Linked DNA regions of Homo sapiens: region 2 is linked to region 1. The links are chromatin loops, found by intact Hi-C in ENCODE. Cell type or tissue: heart right ventricle. All regions are shown on one strand. Each heading gives the region's core, and the rest is flanking DNA. Links, peaks and the distances in the headings are about the cores only.

Region 1 (10,461 bases), core at 746-8,745:
TGAGCCTATCCAAGTAGACAAGAAGGCCTATTTCTCTTCTGGGATTCTTGTAGGTAATGATATGAGCAAAAATATACAACTCTTTTTTTGGAAACTTGAGGTCTCATTCAGCTGTTGTATGCGTTTAATGGACATAGGGCTCCCAATCACCCTCCAGAGGTAACCCTTTAAGCCTTTTAGGAACCAGATAATGTTCTCAACCTTTCAGTCTATCTGCCCCCACTCTACCCCTTCCACAACAGAATGGACCTGCCCTTTGCCAGAGCTCAGCTCCCATGCACCTGCCAAGGTTTGCCATAGGCCAGATCTTCACTGTGCTCCCTATTTTTAGCCAATAGGGAGGGGATGGAGGAAGGGTTGAATGTCTTCTCTGAGGACATTGCTTTTGAGTAAGAACAATTGTTGAGCTTGTGCAATGTGTTAAGCCTTTTGCTCTACCCGCTACATGTTTTGTCCCATTTAATCTTCACAGGTACCCTACAGATAGATGCCATTGTTCTATTGCTTTACTGTTGAAGTAAATAATGCAACATAAGTCAAGTGCCCTGCCCAAAACCATGTAGCTAATGAGCATGAGGTAAGCCCAAGCCATCTGGTTCCCAAACGATATCCAAAGCATTCAATACATGGTGTCTTTAGAGACAAGAATAAAATATATTACCTAGGAAAGGCAGAGGGGGTGGAGATAAGAGCTCAAGCAGAATGTGTTTATTGGACACTGGGGAGGAAGAGAAGAAAAAATATTAATGTTCATGGTGTGTTTTGGTCACCATGTGATGTGGCTTCCTATACCGCCTCTTTTAACTCTCACAACAGCCCTTCAAGGTGGTATTATCATCTCCATCCTTGAGATCAGGAAGTTGAGAACAGAGCAATGCTAACCCAATGGGGTAGAGCTAAGTCTCAAGCCCCATTCGCTTTTGCCTGTAGCCCATGATCTTCCGCTAATGTTTCCCAGGCGGTATAGCACTGTCTGACCTCCTTCTCAGCACGGCGCCTGAGTCCTGTGGCTGACTGACTGGCTCTACTACAAAGTCTTGTTTTCCACCAAACTTCTGGCTACATAATAATTAGCATGTTGACATAAAAACCCTAGAAGAAAACCTAACCAATACCTTTCAGTACATAGGCATGGGCAAAGACTTTATGGCTAAAACACTGAAATCAATTGCAACAAAAGCCAAAATTGATAAATGGGATCTAATTAAACTAAAGAGCTTCTGCACAGCAAAAGAAACTATCATCGGAGTGAATAGACAACCTACAGAAGGGGGGAAAATTTGTGCAATCTATCCATCTGACAAAGGGCGAATATCCAGAATCTACAAGGAACTAAAAAAAATTTACAAGAAAAAAACAAACAACCTCATCAAAAAGGGCACAAAGGATATGAACAGACACTTCTCAAAAGAAGACATTTATGCGGCCAACAAATATGTGTAAAAAATATCTTCATCACTGGTCATTAGAGAAATGCAAATCAAAACCACAATGAGATACCATCCCATGCCACTTAGAATGGCGATCATTAAAAAGTCTGGAAACAACAGATGCAGGCGAAGATGTGGAGAAATAGGAATGCTTTTACACTGTTGGTGGGAGTGTAAATTAGTTCAAACATTGTGGAAGACAGTGTGGTGATTCCTCAAGATCTAGAACCAGAAATACCATTTGGCCCAGAAGTCCCATTACTAGGTATATACAAAAAGGATTATAAATCATTCTACTATAAAGACACATGAACACTTATGTTTATTGCAGCACTATTTATAATAGCAAAGACTTGGAACCAACCCAAATGCCCATCAATGATAGATTGGATAAAGAAAATGTGGCACATATACACCTTGGAATACTATGAAGCCATAAAAAAGAATGAGTTCATGTCTTTTGCAGGGACATGGATGAAGTTGGAAACCATTATCCTCAGCAAACTAACACAAGAACACAAAACAAAATACCACATGTTCTCACTCATCAGTGGGAGTCGAACAATAAGAACACATGGACACAGGGAGGGGAACATCACACACAAGGGTTTGTCAGGGAGTTGGAGGAAGGGGAGGGAGAGCATTAGGACACATATCTAATGCATGCAGGGCTTAAAACCTAGATGATGGGTTGATAGGTGCAGCAAGCCACCATGGCACATGTACACCTATGTAACAAACCTGCACACTCGGCACATGTATCCCAGAACTTAAAGTGAAATTTAAAATAATAATAATAATAATTAGTGTGTTGATTTCTTCTGGTTTTCATAGAATGGTCTTCCATCTTGAAGAGCAGCCAAGTAACAGGACTGGCCTCAGGTTATTATCTGCCTATCCAGCATAAAGCACTCAACAACCCACATACACCAGAAGCAACAGCAAACTTGATCGCTCCCTTCCCTCCTAATCCATATTCAGTCCCTTCCATAGTACTCCCAGTTCTGCCTTTATGCCTTTTCCCTACTCTCATTATGTTTTTCACATGTTTTCCAGCTGCCATCCAGCCAATACACTTAAAGAGGAAAATGCAACAGAGGAGTTAAGAACTGGAAGCTTTGAAGAAACCAACACTAAATTCAAAGCCTGGCTCAGGCCTGTACCTCTCTGGGCCCCAGTTTTCTCACCTGTAAAATGGATGTAATATTACCAACATGATAGAACAATTGAGGAGATCAAATGAGATAATGCATGAAAAGGGCTTAGCAGGCCAGGTGTAGTGGCTCATGCCTGTAATCTGATCACTTTGTGAGGCCAAGGTGGGCGGATCACTTGAGATCGGGAGTTCAAGACCAGCCTGGCCAATATGGTGAAACCCCCGTCTCTACTAAAAATACAAAAATTAGCTGGGTTTGCTGATGTACACCTGTAATCCCAGCTACTCAGGAGGATGAGGCAGGAGAACTGCTTGAACCCGAGAGGCGGAGGTTGCAGTGAGCCGAGATCGCGCCACTGCACTCCAGCCTGGGTGACAAAGCGAGGCTTTGCCCCAAAAAAAAAAAAAAAAAGAAAGAAAAGAAAAGAGTTTAACACAGTATACAACAGAGAATAAGCACTTATAAGCATTTGGTAATAAAAACTAGCCTTAGATAATGTGTCCATCTTGGCAAGTCCAGTCCCTGGAATTTTTCTTATTCTATCTAGGAGTTCAGTGAGGAAATTTTCTCTTCCCATCTCACAAGAGTATCTGGCCTCCATGCCCTCTCTCTTCCATGAGGTTGGCCTGACTGTGATTAACCTCTCCCCAGTCTGATCCTGTACATGTAAGTCTAATTTTTTATCTGCTACATAGATGTGAACTGCACATCCTCAGAGAATGAGGCCTATGCAGGAGTGATGGCTTTATCTGATTGGAGTCAGCCTGGTTAGGAACTAGATATTCAGAGCCTGATGCTTTGGGGAAGAGTACTGCTATGCACAGAATGCTCTCATAAACAAAGCTGTAAAAGCACCAGCCATAGGGCAATTCAAGCACCAGACATAGGGCAACTCTCAAAGCCCAGAGCTTAAGTCTGGGAGAGTCTTCTGGATTCATTCTGGTATCATTCTCATATGCCAATATGTATATAGGTGGGCCCAGTGACTTATGCCTGTAATCCCAGCACTTTAGGAAGCCGAGATGGGAAGATCGCTTGTATCTGGGAGTCCAAGACCAGCCTGGGCAACATAGTGAGACCCTGTCTCTACAAAAAATAAAAAATGAGCCAGTGTGTGGTGGTAATCCCAGTTATTCAGGAGGCTGAGGCGAAAGGATTGCTTGAGCTCAGGAGGCTGAGTATGCGGTGAGCCATGGTAGCGCCACTGCACTCAGCCTAGGCAACGGAGTAAGCTCCTGTCTCAAAAACAAAAGTATGTCAGTGGTGGAGTTTTTAGAGAAACTTCCCATGATGAAAAGGACACAGAATTGAGTTACTCTAAGAAATGTGACCAATACACCTCTCTCTGCTCAAGAGCCTCCGGTGGTTCCCAGCTGCCCATTGCAGTGCTCCACAAACATTTTGGCCTCCACACTCTTTTGCAATCTTAAAAAATATTAGGCCAGGCGCAGTGGCTCACTCCTGTAATCCCAGCACTCTGGGAGGCTGAGGCGGGCAGATCACAAGGTCAGATCGAGACCAGCCTGGCTAACACGGTGAAACCCCGTCTCTACTAAAAATACAAAAAAAAAAAAAAAAAAAAAAAATTAGGCAGGCGTGGTGGTGGGCACCTGTAGTCCCAGCTACTTGGAAGGCTGACGCAGGAGAATGGCGTGAACCAGGGAGGCAGAACTTGCAGTGAGCCGAGATCACGCCACTGCTCTCCAGCCTGGGTGATAGCACAAGACTCCGTCTAAAAAAAAAAAAAAAAAAAAAAAAAAAAATATATATATATATATATAGAGAGAGAGAGAGAGAGAGAGAGAGAGAGAGAGAGAGAGAGAGATCCCCACTCCTACATAGGTTTTGTTTATACAGGTTATATCTACCAATATCTGCCATTAGAACTGAGAAATTTAAAAATATGTATGCATTTAAAAAGAACAATCATAAACTTTAAGTGGCTCTTTACCCACGCATGATTTTGTTACACCATGCATTGGTCATTAAAAAGCTATTGGCTCAATGAGTTATGCAGCTGTTCCAAATGTTGAGACGTTCCATTATATAACACTAAATATTTTAACATCAGGCAGTTTTTTGTGAGTACACTGTAGGAAAAGAGTCAGTGATTTGCAATGCAGTTGGGTACCATTGCTTTGATTTGTGCAAAAGTGACAGCCATTTAATCAGTTTTGCTTTTACACCACCAATACAAGTATCCACACAGATGAAGAGACAAATAATGAATTTATATTATCATGAAAAAAGTTTTGACTTAATAGGCCCACTCTGAAAGGGTCTCAGGAACTCCCCACCCCCACCCCCCATGGGTTCTGCAGACCACAGTTCTAGTACTTCTGGAATCAAATCAGTAGTTAAGAATTTTGGCTTTGGTTTCAGGCACAGGGTAGCATGAATCAAAATTCTTCCACAGGCTAACTGAATAACCTTGGATAAGTCGCCTGACCATTTTGAGCCTCAGTTTCCTCTCCCTCTGTAAAATAAGAATAAAGATAGTACCTATCTCATAGGACTGTGATGAGGATCACATAAAATATTCTATATAAAGAGCTATATAGTACCTGATACAGAGTAGAGTACCCAATAAATGATATATACATTTTAATTTAGCAAATTCTTATAATATAGGTGCTAATGTGGGATAAAATGTGTAAAATAAGGGGAGAAAGGCAGACCATTTAACTTTGTCTATTGAATATGTAAGAACATGCTATCTCCCTCATTCTGTTTCAGGATCCTGAAGGAGAGAAATGGGCTAAGCACGTTGCTGAATTTACACCCATTATCAGGTGGAAATGCATCTTATTTATCCTAAAGAGACTATCAGTGTTCATATGTAGCTAATGCTCATTATCAAATAAAAAGTAAGTAGCAACAAAAAGCAGTAATTTAGCTCAAACATGCATTTTCATTTGGATATGAATCTTTTTCAGGTTTTCCATCTTTTGTTACGTTAACCATTCATCTGTTACACCTAACTGACACTAATATTGCCTTCACATGCTGAGGGGAGACTTTAAATTTAAATACGGTACTCAAACTTCCTAGAAGTCTCCTTTGCTATAAAAAAGAATATGCTTTATTCTTTAGAAGTCAGATCAAAGTAAAGAGCAAACCTTCCCTTAAAAAACCAGCAGCAACTTCTTCCAGCAAAGGCAGTCATGTATATCTCTGCACAGCTGCAAAGCAAGCTAACAGTATATCTGGTTCAGTATAAGAAAGGCAGAATTATGAGCCTGCCTGGATGATGGAATATAGAAATGCTGCTTTTCAATGCCTCTACAGGGGTACCTGTTAGCTGCTTCCTCCTAATCCAGACTCCTAACCCTTGCACACTTAACCTGCTGCTTACCCTACTCAAGGCGCTGTGACTCTTTGTGGTCCTGTCTGTGGCTCTGGACCTCCTTCTTGCTGAGTTGACTGCAAGCTGCTTTATTTGCCTCTTCAATCATCCAGCATCCCCCCTAGCAAAGGAAAACCTGTACCCCTCAGATGAGTTGTGAGAGAGTCAGCACCAAGGACAAAAGAAGAAAACTGAAGTTACTTTTGGAAAATGATTCAGCCTTAACCTGACCTAGACAGAGATGTCCCACATGGGACCATCACTAGGAAAGGAACACAACTCCATCGCTCTCATAAACAAAGTTGTAAAAGTGAAATGTTTGGGCAGGGACAAATCCACAACTTTACCTCATTCTACCACTCACAGGCAGGCTTCTCCAACTGGCAAAATATTCCTGGCTTCCCCAGCTCCAGGGTGCTCAGAATTCCCTGGGAAGCTTGCTAAAATGCAGATTCCCTGGCCCTGTGCCTCAGGTGATGCCAATGCAGACCTGCCAGGACCCCCTTAAGATGTCTTTTCTACCAGCCTGGATTTCCCAGCTAAACCAGTTAGAGGATTTCTAACCACCTTGATTTCTTTCCATTGCCACTATTTATGTCTTCTTTCATTTAAAAAACACTTATCAATCATATATGGCAAACATATATATAATACAATATATGACATATAATAAACTACTTTCATCAAGCTTAAATTCTAATTAAATGAATCACACAAATAAACAACCTATGTGATATATTCAAATGCTCAGAGCAGCTTTGTTCATAATACCTAAATAATGGAAACAATCCAAATGTCCGTCAACAGAAGACAGAGAGATAAACTGTGGTCTATCCACACAATGGAATAGTATTCCACCATAAAAAGAAACCAAGTGTTGATACATGGCACAACATGAATAAACCTTGAAAAAATTATGCTGAGTGAAAAAAGCCAGTCACAAAAAGACCACATATGTTATGATTCCATTTATAAATAATGCACAGAAGAGGAAAATCTATAGATACAGACAGTTAACCAGCAATTGCCAGGGCTAGGGAGTTGGGACAGATACGAAGTGATTGCAAGTAGGCATGAGAAATCTCTTTGGGTGCTATAAGTAGATTGTGGTGACATCTTTAGACTTGTGTGTCACCAGCAAATACAGGTTATGCTCCATATCTCTTTGTGTTGGGCCTCAGGAGTAGACAAGGCCATGGCACAGGGCTCAAAACGGCCATAGGAAAAAGCTGGAGTTAAGGATGGTGTGAGAAGGAGGTGGGTGGGCGCAGAAGGCCACATGCTGACACCTCCATCAACCCACATTTCACGGAGGAAAGAACAGGGAACTATCAGAAACGAGACAGAACAACCAAATGGCCATAACGTCAAGTCCCTAAATCATCCAAAGTGTGTCCTCGTCTGGGGCAGTATAATGACACAAGAATTAAGAGTCAGAGGTAGCTAACATTTAACAAACCCATCCTATGTGTTAAGCCCTGTCTTAAGCTTTCTGTGTGCATGAACTCATGTAATCATCACAGCCACTCTGTGACATAGGTATGAATGAAAGAGGTTTCTGTAATATACAAGTCAGGGTCCTGGCAGAACAAAGATGGCCCATTCAAATGAGGCCAGTGATGAAAGCTTAATAAAGGGAGTTTACAAAGGTATACGCAGTGCCCCAGGAACTAACAGGTGCTGGTGCAGTACTCCACAGCTAGTGACAGCAGGAAGTCATCACTCCTTTGGGTTTGAAAGAGCTTGCAAGTAGACGGATGGGGACCGGCACCTGAATGGAGAACCATCCAAAGAAAAGGGATGCAACCAACTCACAGTGACCCGGAAGAAAGGAAATGGGAAACAAATACCTCGACCTAACTCTCTTCCCTTTCTTCAGTTTTCTTCTGACAACTTCCATTGACAAACCCATTTGGACACCACAGGATAAGGAAGCCCATTGCTACAGCCTATAAGTCAGCCTCCTATACACAAAGATGGATGGACAAGGATAGAGAATGAATCTGGAGGAATAAATGGAAAACATCCCATGTCATATCAGCATCATTCACTCTTGACAAATAGGGAAACCAAGGTCTGAAAGAGTTAAGGGATGTGCCCACGGGCATACTTCTAGAAGGTCAGAGCTGGGCTAGGAATCCAGACATTCTAGTGGGTCTTAACCAACCCCTAGGCTTCAAGTGTTTCCCTGAACCCCAATCAGTGTGGAAAATGATCAGGACTCTCCAGGTTCCCAAGATTAGAGGAAACAACTGGGTCCCAGCACAAAGTGATCATCCAGAACCAAGACCAGGTCACATGACCGTATACTCCCCACACCTTCCAACTCCTGGATTTTTCAGTTATGTTGTACTCAGGCCTCATTTCCCATAGGACAAATGCAACCCAGGTCTGGGTATCAACTCTGTCCAGGTCACTGAATGTGGCTCAAACACAAATCATCAGGCATGAGGTTTTTGGTGGAAAATATTTTAGACTATTCTATGTGAGTGCTGTTTCTCTGCCACCTGCAGGCCTGCTGTGCCTGGGAACAGTTGGGGAAGCAAAACTCATGCCATCCCTGCTTGTCCTTCAGCCTTAGAGAAAGCACTGCTTGGGGAGATGCTTCAATTTGTATGCTAAAAATCTCTCCAACCCTTAAAGGAAAAGCAAAGTGCCTCTCCCTGCTCCGATTTGCCGCAACTTGCAGGACTGGTACTTGAAAAAATGGGCTATGGGGTCTGTGAGTCCCCAAATGGACTTGGTTGTGAGGGATCTCCTTCATGTGACTTCTCACGTCATACCCACTGGGTCTGTGGGGTCCCAGAGCTGTCCTAAGATGACCTGGTCCTGGAGACAGATGCCACCCAGGAGTCCCAGCTGGTGAGCTCCACCCCTTCCAGCCCAGGTGGCCCCTCAGGAGAAGAAGGTGAGGTGGGCATTGGGCAGTTTGGGGCATTGACTGAGATGACAGCTGAGCGATGGGGTTAATATGAAGGGACAAGCCTGTCTGCCACCCTGTTTGTTATCAAACAGTTCCTGCAGAGCACTGCAGTCACAGTGAGCACATCAATCCCAACACAGGCAGCCTTTCGAAGGTAGATGCCAGGCCTTCAATTGGCCAATGTACTATTGGTCAGCCCACCTATTTCATCCTTGACTTCTAGCTTTATTGTTCTGTGATAGGGAGGAAGGGGTTGCACTCCCTGTGTCCATTTCATCTGCCTTTGCTATTATGCACTGTGACAGTCTCTGCTCACAGCAGGTTGCAGAACTGAGCCAGTTTTATGATTGCTCTCTACCTTTTTCCCCAGTCTGTGGATCTTTCCATCCCAAATAAATCAATGTTACTATTTCTCCTTTCTCCCCCCATTCTTGGCAGGCTACTGCTCAGGCCATTTCTTTCAGATAATGAGCCAGGCAAACTTTCCTGCAGGGCCAGTGTGGGGCCCAGGCTGGGATGGAAACAAGGCTGCATGGTTCAAACCAGAGAGTTTCTGAGATGCTGCACAAACTGCCCTCTGTCTGGGCCAGTCATGGCCATTTCCCTTCCACGTGATGGAGGAGGAGGAGCATGGGACAGGGCAGGTAAGGGTGGAGAGAGCAGGTGCAAAACCATGCTTCATCCTAAGTCACCCTAAGTGGACTCAAGTCGGCTCATGGAGTGCACTGTCTTTATGTCAGGAGAGCTTCCAATACCATTTCCACTTCAGACATCAAAAGAAGGACTCTGGAAGCCATTTAGCTGAATGGTTTTCAAAGGAGAGACTTGTTTTTTAAAATAAACACTTATGCAGAATCCCAATATATAAAAGAGAGAAAGCACCATACTGGCTGATGTTGGAGAGAAAGCACCATACTGGCTGATGTTGGAGAGAAAGCACCATACTGGCTGGTATTGGAGAGAAGGGCTCAGGACCCTCCCCACTCTCTCTCCCCATCAACCCAAGAGGCCACCCAAGTGTCTTTGTGAAAACCCAGAGTTTTGCCGGTGTGGTTTGGAAACTATGAGCCAACCCTTTCACAGGGCTGAAATCTCCTTCTCAGCATTTCTGGTATGTTCCCAACTCCAGCCATTTGTGGCTGTCCCTCCAACACACATCCATGAATCTGTCCCTGCCTGGTACCGCTGCCCTCCTTGTAGTGCCTGATGCCAAGCCAGCTGGAGGCCTCTCCTCTACCCTCAGACCCTCCACCAGGTGCCTCATCGGAAGGACTGGCCCGCTCTGTGGCTATGCCCTCAGCCTTGTGTTCCCAGGCTCCCTGCCTGGTCTCTTGATGCCCAAGAAAGCCACCTTGACCTGCACATGGACAGGTTTTTTCCCCAGGGTGGGTAATTTCCCTATCTGCCTTCTTGGCATTGTAGCATGATGGTTAAGAGCCATAAGCTTCCAAGTCACACTACCCAGGTTCAAATCCTGACTCTGCCCTTTTCTAGCTACTCACTTTGGTGACCTTTGGCAAGTTATTTAACAGCTCCATGAATCAGTGTCCTCATCTGCAGAATAAGCATAGCAATCCTTCCAACTTTAGAGTTGGGAGATCCTGT
Region 2 (10,461 bases), core at 1,479-9,478, 210 kb before region 1:
AATCTTTCCAGAGGCTGTATGAGTCAGGGTTCTCTAGAGGGACAGAACTAACAGGATAAATGTATACATAAAGGGGAGTTTATTAAGGTGTATTGCCTCACACGATCTCAAGGTGAGGTCCTACAATAGGCCGTCTGCAAACTGAGGAACAAAGAAGCCAGTCTGAGTCCCAAAGCTAAAGAACTTGGAGTCCAACGTTTGAGGGTAGCAAGCATCCAGCACAGGAGAAAGATGTAGGTCAGAAGACTAAGCCAACCTAGTCTTTACACGTTCTTCTGCCTGCTTTTATTCTGGCCTCACGGGCGGCTGATTAGATGGTGCCCACCCAGACTGAGAGTGGGTCTGCCTTTCCCAGTCCACTGACTCAAATGTTAATCTCCTTTGCCAATACCCTTACAGACACACCCAGGAACAAGACTTTGCATCCTTCAATCCAATCAAGTTGACACTCAAAATTAAACATCACAGAAGCTGTGTACAAGGATAGTTAGGTTTTATCTAAATAATAGATACTTTATATTTAATAATGATTTATTATTAAAGTAATTATTAAATTAACATATTAAATTATTATTATATGTTATATATTAAATTATTGTATATATTATATATAATAAATTAAATTATTATTATATAAGTTAAATTATTAAATTATTATTAAATTAACCCAAACTATATATCTATATAAGCAAATACATATATGCATATATATGGAATTTTATATATATAGTAAGAATTTATTGACAACCATCTAATTTCAATTTACAGATTACATGGAGCAACTCATGATTCTTTTTCAGAACGTTTTTTTTTTCTTTTTTTCTTTTTCTTTTCTGCTTCCAAATAAACCCAAGTTGCATTTAACAAAAGAGCAATTTCCTACTACCCCTCCATCCTGGCTTTCCAAGGCACGCCCCTGGATGCCGGTTGAAGTGAATCAGCTCTGTACCCTGGGAGGTCCCAGCAGCCAGACCCCCTTCATGCAATTGGTGTAGGTGGAGAAAGCTCTAGTCATGACTGTGGAATTGAAAGAGAAGGCCACATGACGTGGTAGAATCAGCAAGGATGTGGGAGTCAGATCAACGTAATTTAGGATTCGCACTCTGCCAACTTGTAATTAAATGACCTGGCAGAATAATTCAATCTCACCTATACATTGAGGGATAAAAATAAATACTTCAGAGGGTTAGCATGAAGATTCAAGGACATATAGCAAACATCCAGCTAGACCTGGGCCTGGCAAGAAGTCGGACTGCAAACGTTGTCCCTTGCTATCCACCACCTTTGGAGGATGGGGAAGTCTGTCTTGGTCTTTCATGAGTGAGAAGCTCTGTGCTTTGGGTTAATAAAAGGTGGCATAGAGTAGTAGGGATGGTTTACTTACTAACTTTGTGCCCTTGTGTGTCTTGACCAGGATCGGATATAAATTCTATTATTGGAAGTTTCCAGGACCCTGGTAGACACACACCACCTTCCTCACATCTCTCAAGGCTTTTGTGTGATTTAAAGTACCCCACAACCCACATGAGCTTCATTCTTTATTTAGTCTAATTAACGTATGCTTTCCTTCCTCTTATTTTTGGGGCAAGGCCAATTGCATGAAATCAGTTTCTAGAATTCCTTAAAGAAAAATACCTTCCATTCCAATTGGCATTTAATTAGTTTAAAATTATGATCCTTATTAGTAAGGTATCATTGTCGTTCTTCTTGTTTTCTTTCCCACTCCTCACTGATATCTTCAGCCGCTGGTCAGACCTTCCTTAGTATTCGCAGTTTCTGGATGCTAGGGACACTGCTCAAAATTTCCTTGGGTGAATCAGAAGCTAAAATTAGGGCAGCCACTCTTCCCTTACAAAACGCAGGCTCTGTCCCACCCTCTCATCTCTGTAGTTTGCTCATTTGCTGCCAGTCCCTGCCAGCACCTCCCTTTGCCATCTGAAGCTTCCTACGCACCCAACAGACCACGATGAAGAGTCGTGAAGTGGAAGTAAATATTCAAGTGTCAGGCGGACTTTGCTACGCTCATACCAGAAAAAATTAGAGGCAGAAAGGGCGGGTGAGTATTGGCTAGGCTTGCTGTGAGCATTAAATTACATAATGTACGTAAAGTGCCCAAGATAGCACCTGGCACGTATTGCTGGTGATGGCAATAACTTGTCTCCTCTTTCTCCTCCTCCCCACTTCTACTCCTCCCCTTCTTTTCCTCCCTACTTCTTCTTCTTCTCCATCTCCTCCACTTTCTCCTCCTCATTATTATTATTTTTACATTAATAGCAGCCATCCTTACTTACGAGGCTCTTATTAAGCTAAGTGTTCACCTACAACATTGCATTTAATCCTCAAAATCACTTGGCAAGGCATACATTATTGAGCATCTCCAATTATGGCAAAGGCAATAATTAATAGTTAAGACATTGAACTGCTGAGTCCAAACACCCAAATTTGAATCATCACTTAGCATTTATTCAATGTTGGGCTCTGAGCAAACAGTTTCTTCTCCAGAAGCTTCACCGGTAAAACAGTAAAATAAATACAGTAGTTCCCAACTTGGGCTGCCAAGAGGCTCACAGGGCAGGGGCCTAGCGTCTGGCAAATAGTAGGGTTCTCCTTGTCATGACCTTTTCTCCTTATCCCCTTCTACCACTCCTAAGTCTGTAGACCAGCACTGCCTAATGGAATAATAAACATCTTGCAATTATGTGTGTTGCACATACAACTTAAATTTTCTAATGGTCACATGAAAAGAAAATAAAAACAAACAGAGGAGATCAACTTTAAAAATGAATTTTATCTAACCCAATATATCCAAAATATTATTATTTCAACATGTCAAGACGTAATCCATGCAGGAAATTATTAATGAAATATGTTACATTCATTTTTTTCATCCTAAGTGTTTGTAATCAAGTGGGGACTTTACATTTGCAGCACATCTCAGGACACACCAGCCACACTGGCCTCATTTCAGCAGCTCCATCACCACATGTGGATAGCGGCTGGTTTAAAATTATGATCCTTATTAGTAAGGCCCTATTGTCATTCTTTTTGTTTTCTTTCCCACTCCTCACTGATATCTTCAACTAGTCATACCTTCCTTAATATTCATGGCTTCTGAATGCTGAAGACACTGCACAAAATTTCCCCGGGTGAAACTGTCAGAAGCTGGACAGTGCTGGACAGGACAGTAAGAGATGAAGAGGATGGAGACAGGTCATTATGTAATTAAGTGAACCCTCCCAGGCTACATGACTCACACGTGGTTCTTTCAGGAGTCAGATCATGTCTGTCTCGTTCCACAGGCTGCCACAGTTTCTTGATAGTCACACAATCCATTAGACAGTGGATCAAGGGCCTAGTTTTATTCCTTCTAGATCTCCAAGTGGAATGATAATTATATTCAAAGGGGGGTGGGAGAGCCACCCCTTTGAATCTGGCAGGCTGCACCCCATCTCTCCAGCCGGCTGCTGTCACGCTGATGTGCACAGGCCTTTCTGTTTGGAAGCCACCTATCTCTCTCGCCCTCTAAAGAAACAGAAGGTTAGAGATGCAGCTGACCCCCACCTCCCTCACCGTTCTCTGCCAGAGCTCACCTCTTCCCAGAGGCTGGTATGTCCTTTCCACTTAAGACCAGACTCATGTCAGCCTTGGCAAGTCTGAGAGATCCTCAGCACACTTCAGGGTGTGCAATGACTGATCGGTGCTGGTCTCCAGGGACAGCGCGCCACTTGCTTACTCACCACAGTGAAGGACACATAAGCCTCGGGATTTCTCTTCAAATCACTTTGAATTGCTTGGCTCAAGTTCATGCATCTCTATCCCACCACACATGCTCCCTGATCCTTGAACACTCTGAAAAGCTTGTTGGTCTGGGATGATCTTCAGAACAGGAGCCCTGAGGGGTCTGTCTTCACCCTCCTATCCTATTCACTCAGAGGAGGTCGCTGGGAGCCTTGGATTGTTCTGAAAGGTGACAGTTTCCTACGGTCTATACCAACAATTCTCAAGATCTGGTTAGAGATCAAATTTTTGTCCATCCTCAGCAAATGGACAACATTTCTAGTTCTGACATAGAGCTAAATTTATTCAGCATGCAGGCTGATCTTTTTCTGGTGTTCCAGTCACACACTCTTGATATGCTATTATCATTGCAACCAATGTCAGTTAGGTAGGTACCCGGATGGCACAGCCTGTGTCCCTTAAGTGAAAAAAATCTAATTATCTTCTTTCACATAGAACTGAGGATCCTGGCATCCCGGAAGCATGTATCTCAAACACCTGAGCTAACCACTCATGTTAAAAAGAAATGAAAAATCCACAACACTGCATGTAATTTTAGATTCTTCTATGAAATAGTGGAGAGAGTAGATGGTGGTGTGGTGTTTGTCTTTGAATGTCCTTAATTGGCATAAGTTGACAATTCTATTTAAGTTCTCCAGAGTTATATATGTGTAAGTGCCCACACACAATATTGTATTTAATCCTTAAAACTGATCTGCAATGTAGACATATATAGAGCTAAAAAATCTCCATGTCTGGGAAATACTGATTGGATACTTGCATAATGACATGAGATGTGGAAATTCTTGAAGACTAACAAGTAATGTACAGGTGAACAACTTTTTGAGGGGCAGCAGTAGAGGAGAGTGACTCAGCTCTGCTCTCCGGACTCATTGCTTATTTCCTTTTCTGAAATGGGTGAACTAGCTCCTTTCTACCAGGACAGCATCACATATAGCAGCTAACATTGTTTCTGCCAGGCATCGTGTAAAGGACCTGTGTGCATTACCTGTGCAAAGTGCCTGTGTGCGTTACCAACTTTTATTATTATTATTATTATTATTATTGAGACAGAGTCTCACTCTGTTGCCCAGGTTGGAGTGCAGTGGCATGATCTTGGTTCAAACTGCACCCTCCACCTCCCGGGTTCAAGCGATTCTCCCATCTTAGCCTCCCAAGTAGCTGCGATGACTGGGACTATAGGCATGCACCACTATACCTGGCTAATGTCTGTATTTTTTTAGCAGAGATGGGGTTTCACTACGTTGGCTAGGCTGGTCTCGAACTCCTGACCTCAAGTGATCCACCTGACTCAGCCTCCCAAAGTGCTGGAATTACAGGCATGAGCCACTGTCCCTGGCCACAGCTTGAATTCTTATAATAACTCTGTTGGATAGACAGAGTATTCCTGCTATGGCAATAAGAATATCAAGAGGAAGCAAGGGAAGGCAACTGATTCAAACCTGGGATTCAAATCCAGTTTGTCTGATTCCAGAGCTCATGTTCATACCTACTGTGTTATAATATATCGTGTAGCTATGTGGAAGTAAACATAACATTATGGGAATGAAAAGTATGTACAGTATCATGGATTTGGCATTTCTTTTTAACTTGGATGGTTAGCTCAGGTGTTTGGTATATATGACTTTGGGATGCCAAGATCTCCAGTTCTGATGTGGTAAAAATTAATTCGACTTTTGACTAAGGAGACTCATATTATACCATCCTAGGCACCTACCTAACTGACAGTGGTCACAATGGAAGCAAAGAGAGTGTGACTGGCTCGGGGCAAATCCATCCCAACCACTTGCCAGGATGCACAAAGCACACAGTCCATTGCAGAAGACAAAGAATTATCTCACCATCTCCCTGAGTCTAGCCTGAACTCTGCAGGCATGGTGTACAAGGATTTTCTGGGTACTTATCATTTCATCACCAACTTCTCCATGTTGCAGTCTTGCTAGAGGAGTTATTATAATGACACTAAAAGTATGAGGTCTAAATGAGATGGTTTGAAGTGGAGCCTCAATCTGTCAGAAGTCTTTACTCCTGCTTTCACTACTGTTTCTCCACACCCCTCTCTTCAAACTGGAATAGTAACCACCACAGAAATAGTCAGCAGATTTATAGTACCATGCTATGGAAGTTACGAATGCACTTGGCTGCAAAAAGGGGACTCAAGTGAACTCAACTAATCAACACGGCGAGCCACATGGCACATTTCTCCAATTTAGTTCATCACTCAGCCAGCTCCAGGCAGGACTTGAGTCCTTCATTGTAACCTAAGAAAATAGACTTGGCTCCCGTTATCCTGGAAGCAATCTCAGCCTGCTGCTGATCAAAAGCAGAACAACCACACATTCTCATCTGCACAACCTTTATGAGTATCTATCTATGGTTTGGTTCAGATCCAGGCACAAACTTGAATTAAAGGTTGAGATCGATGACTCAGAGCTTAGCTAGAAATGCAGGCGAGAAAATGGAGCTGTGAACTGGAAGGAGAATATGTCTGAGGGTGACAGGCAGAGATGGAAGCACCAAAAGCTCAGACCTACATCCCAGCTCATCTGCCCCAGGAGATCCCATTAAGCTGCGGTGCTCTGGGCAGCAGAGGGCACTATTAATACACTCTGAAGTAATTGGCACACTTAAGGAAGAAAGACGGGTTTAGAATAGGCTTGTGTGTGGCGTTTGGGTGGGGAAGGTCATAGGATTATCGTTTTCACCTTCAGTCTCTCTTGTTCTCAAATTCAAATATTAACAAGCATCTTAAAAAAGGCTACAGGGTAAAACTGACTCTTGAGTGGAACTTCAAGTTTTTAGGATCTAAAGAACACACACACACAAATCCACGTTAAATAGATCACTGCAGTCCAACTTCATGGGGCTAAATGCCTTGCATGCATTATCTTATTTATCTACAACTCTGTCTGAGTAGGGACTGTTTATTATCTCCATTTTATAACTGAGAAAACTGATACCCAAAGAGGTCAAGTGCCTTGCCCCTAGTTACCAACTCATAAGTGGCAGAACTGGAATCTAAGCCAACTTCAGATGCCAAAGTCCATGCTTGCAAACTCTGTGCTATACCTCCCCAAAGATATCTTTTCCGTAACGTGAGAAGAAAACATCACCTCCTTAACCACTAGCAGGAATGGAAGGTGAAGTGAATTCAGTGTTGTTACATCTGTGCTTCAGAAGTTAGGAAAGGCAAGGATACTTAAACCCTGCTGTAATCTGTCTTCCTCCACTAGCCAGCTCCTCAACTTGTTTTGACAAAAGTTGTGGGTTAGGAAGTAGATGGCTATGTCAGAGGTTAAACAGCCTCCAGATTATGAAAATCTGACTGTGGCCCGAGAGTTTTAACCTTAACACCAACCTAAAGGTGTGGAACCAATCAGGGTTTTGAGGTTGCTAGTCACAGAAGCCAAGTCAGGCCATGCTTAGAAAATCAAGGGGGTTTAGTTGGAGGAAACTGGTAACTCACTGAGCTAAAGGGGACTTGAGAGAAGTACAGAAACCAGGACCACACCGTCACCATAATGGCCAATCCCTTTGGACACAGCCTTTGTCCTGTGACCGGCCTAGCTTGGACCCTGTGCCCACTCCTGTAGTGGGTGGGAGTAAAGGGTGGACAGTGTGTGCATTCTGCTGTCTACAAGAGCTTCATAAAATGGTAGAAATTTCCTGAAATAAATATAGGGGCTTTTTTCCAGAAAAGAAAAGGAAGAAGGCTAAATGTTAGACAAGCGAAATCAATTAAGGTCCAAGGCAGATACCTTCAAGTGGCCCAATTACTCTGGAAGGCATAAAGTTAGGAGTTGTTCATCATTTGATCCATCTCTATCTTGAAAATCTAGCACAGAACATGGCACATAGTAAATGCTCAATAAATGATGAAAATACACATTAATCAACCAACAAACCAACAAACTCAATGACAAGCAAGTGGCACCAATGAAAGAAACAGACTTCCTAGGTGATCGACTTTCTAGAGATATCACCAATGTGAACTTACAATCCTCCCACCTCTAAAATAGTCTATTTTGGAGCTCCTACTACACCTAATTTCTGGACCTTCCTGAAGCACTGCTCGGGCTAATATCGCTAATCACGTTCCCATGAAGTATTTAGATGAAGATACAGAGACCACTCATCTTGGTACTCTCATTGTTCACAGTGCATTGCAATTCTCTAGTTCAGTTCCCTTCCTAGGGATGACAAATACATGGTGTGTGTGCCCCCATCCTCCCCACTCTCCATATCCAGGACAGACCTTGTTAATGGATCATGACATTCATCCTACTGAGCCCAAACAGCCAGGAACAATCCATCAGGCTGGGCACACAAGGTAAAACCAACTTATTATGCCTGACTCAAGACATCTGGAATCACTACTTCAGCACACAGCCAAATGATGACCCAGCTCATGCCTGACCACCTTCGTAGATGGGAAATATGATCTCATGGAGACAGCATATTCCATTTTAAGAACTCTGTTAGAGTTTTTTCCTTTACGGACACTTCTGGGTGAACATAGAGACAACACACCTGGGCCTGCTGTGACTGCCTCTTCCCAAATTTTTATGAAATAATCCTGAAGATACAAACAACAGACTGCAGCTGGCCCTTGCAGAAAAAAAAAATGACAAAAATCCTGGGGAAATTTTTACTAACTGCACTGATGAAAGGCATGGATGGAAAGGCACAATTTTTGAAATACACACCATATGTACTACCCTTTCATTCATAACAGCATAAATGCCCTCCAACACACACAAAGGTAGGCAACACACCAGCCCCTCAGTCTGTTAAATTTTACTTCATGCCCTTATTCCTGCACTTCTCAGGAAAGAAATGGAAGCCAACCTCCAGGAACACCCTTCTGAGATACCCAGAACTAGGGTCAGGGCGGTCCCTTTCTCCTTCCCCATCAATTGCTCTTCCTTATCTCCATTCATTTTAAGAAAATAACACTGGCATGTGCTGTGATGATAATTAGGTTTCATTTTAAGATACTTCACTACCTGAGGAAAGGTCCTTTTGGTAGCAATGTGGTTTCTCATGCCCACATTGTACAATGAAAAACTGCAAAGAGTCTGAGAAACCAAGTTGAAGGAAGAAGCTTCCTCCTCACTGCAGGAGGGCTGTAGTAGAGCTACCTGCCTGCTGAGCATGAAAAGTGTGTTTGTGTATGGACACATCACTAAGATCTCATTGGAGACGAAGAAGTCAACACCTGTAGGGTGTTCTTCCCAGTCCCTTGAGAAGACATCCCTTACCCTCTAAGGAAAGACCAGTACGATCACACCAATACAATACCCAGAGCAAAGGGGTCACTAACAAAATAACGTGTTGAGCAAATGAATAAGAGAATGACCAAATGAATGAATGACAAAATGAACACACTTAAAAGGATAACGGGCATAGGGACAAAGAAAAACACACCTTTCAAAATTGTATTCTTTAAGAAATGAGCAGAGCATGGGTTTTGCAGAGCCAGGTCAGGGAGCTGCAGTGAAGGACAGGTGGAAAGGATGAGAAAGATACAATGCTGAGTTCACTACTGAAGCTCAATGGGAATCCAGATATTCAATAGCATAATTAAGGTTCTCCTTGGAGGCAGGGAAGAACAGAGCGGAAAATGTGAAAATTCAATTAGTATGTGTCTGTGAGAATGGAGGAGCTCCTAGAGGGACGAAGAAGCTGGGCCTGTTCCTGGGGGTGCCCTACCTCCCATCACTCAGATGTCTACGTGCAAATGTCACTTCCTTGGAGATGCCTTCCCTGACTATGTGAAATAGAGCCTCTCTTTTGCTCCCTGTTTACTTAATACGCTGTGCTTTGCTTCACATTTATTTGCACATATTTGTTGTCTGTCTCCCTGACTGGAAGTTCCACAGGGGCAAGGTCCTTATCTGCCCATGGGTGAATTAGCACCTAGAATGCTGGGGATGTAGGAGGCACTTAATGAGTATTTGTTACATGGATGCATGAATAAAGAAGGAAAGAAAAATTTGTTATAACCAAATATGGTTTACTCTTTCAGAGCAAGGGTGGATTAACCATAGGAAATCAACGATACAATGCATCATGTCAGTAGATATACTTGTAATTATCTTGTAGTCTTGTAAACTTGTGAAAGGGCAAATAGGACCATACTACTTTCTTATACAAATCCCATCAATGCTTACCATTGCTTCTAGAATAAAGATCCAAATCATAGCATAGCCTACATGGCCCCCTGTGGTCTGGCCCCTGCCTCCCCTGAACCTTATGTTCCAAGATGTGTTCTCCTTCAACAGGAGCCTTTCCCTCTACACTCAATGCGTCTCATTCTCTCTCACCTCATGTTTACAAGTGTGGTCCTTGTGACTTGGAAACTCCTCCTCTTCTGCCAAGTCACCTCTATTCTACCTGGGTCTGAGCTGAATATTCAGTTTCAAAGGAAAGTTCCCCTGGTCTCCCTGAATAGAAAAAAAAGTTCTCCTAGTAAAGGTTCTTTGAACACCATGGACCTTTCTGTCCTGGCACATATCACATTTTTAATTTTATATTTATTTGGGTGGTTATTTGATCAATATATCTCTCCTGCAGTCTGTGGGCTCTCAGAGAGTAATGGCCAATCTTTTGATGTTTGGTACTATAGACTATCTTGGACCATAGGAGATGTTAAATATTTTC

Evidence for each region. Hi-C counts contacts between places; a loop is a spot of excess contacts. Peaks named below come from ENCODE experiments on the same cell type or tissue, not always from the same donor. Only the 100,000 strongest peaks of a DNase experiment are listed, where the experiment ranks them.
Region 2: a loop joins it to region 1, with 2.9 times the contacts of the local background. A loop is called at or near these places in 35 of 110 quality-filtered maps.

The regions. Positions count from the first base shown.
Region 1 is chr16:82,368,295-82,378,755 of GRCh38, reverse strand. No RefSeq gene overlaps it. Among named protein-coding and RNA genes, the nearest start is that of MPHOSPH6, 200 kb to the right of the region's middle. In heart right ventricle, for the core only: no CTCF peak of the experiment used is centred there; no DNase peak of the experiment used is centred there.
Region 2 is chr16:82,576,412-82,586,872 of GRCh38, reverse strand. No RefSeq gene overlaps it. Among named protein-coding and RNA genes, the nearest start is that of CDH13, 45 kb to the left of the region's middle. In heart right ventricle, for the core only: a CTCF peak has its summit at 6,387 (motif pointing right); a DNase peak (open chromatin) is centred at 1,963; H3K27ac peaks cover 836 bases.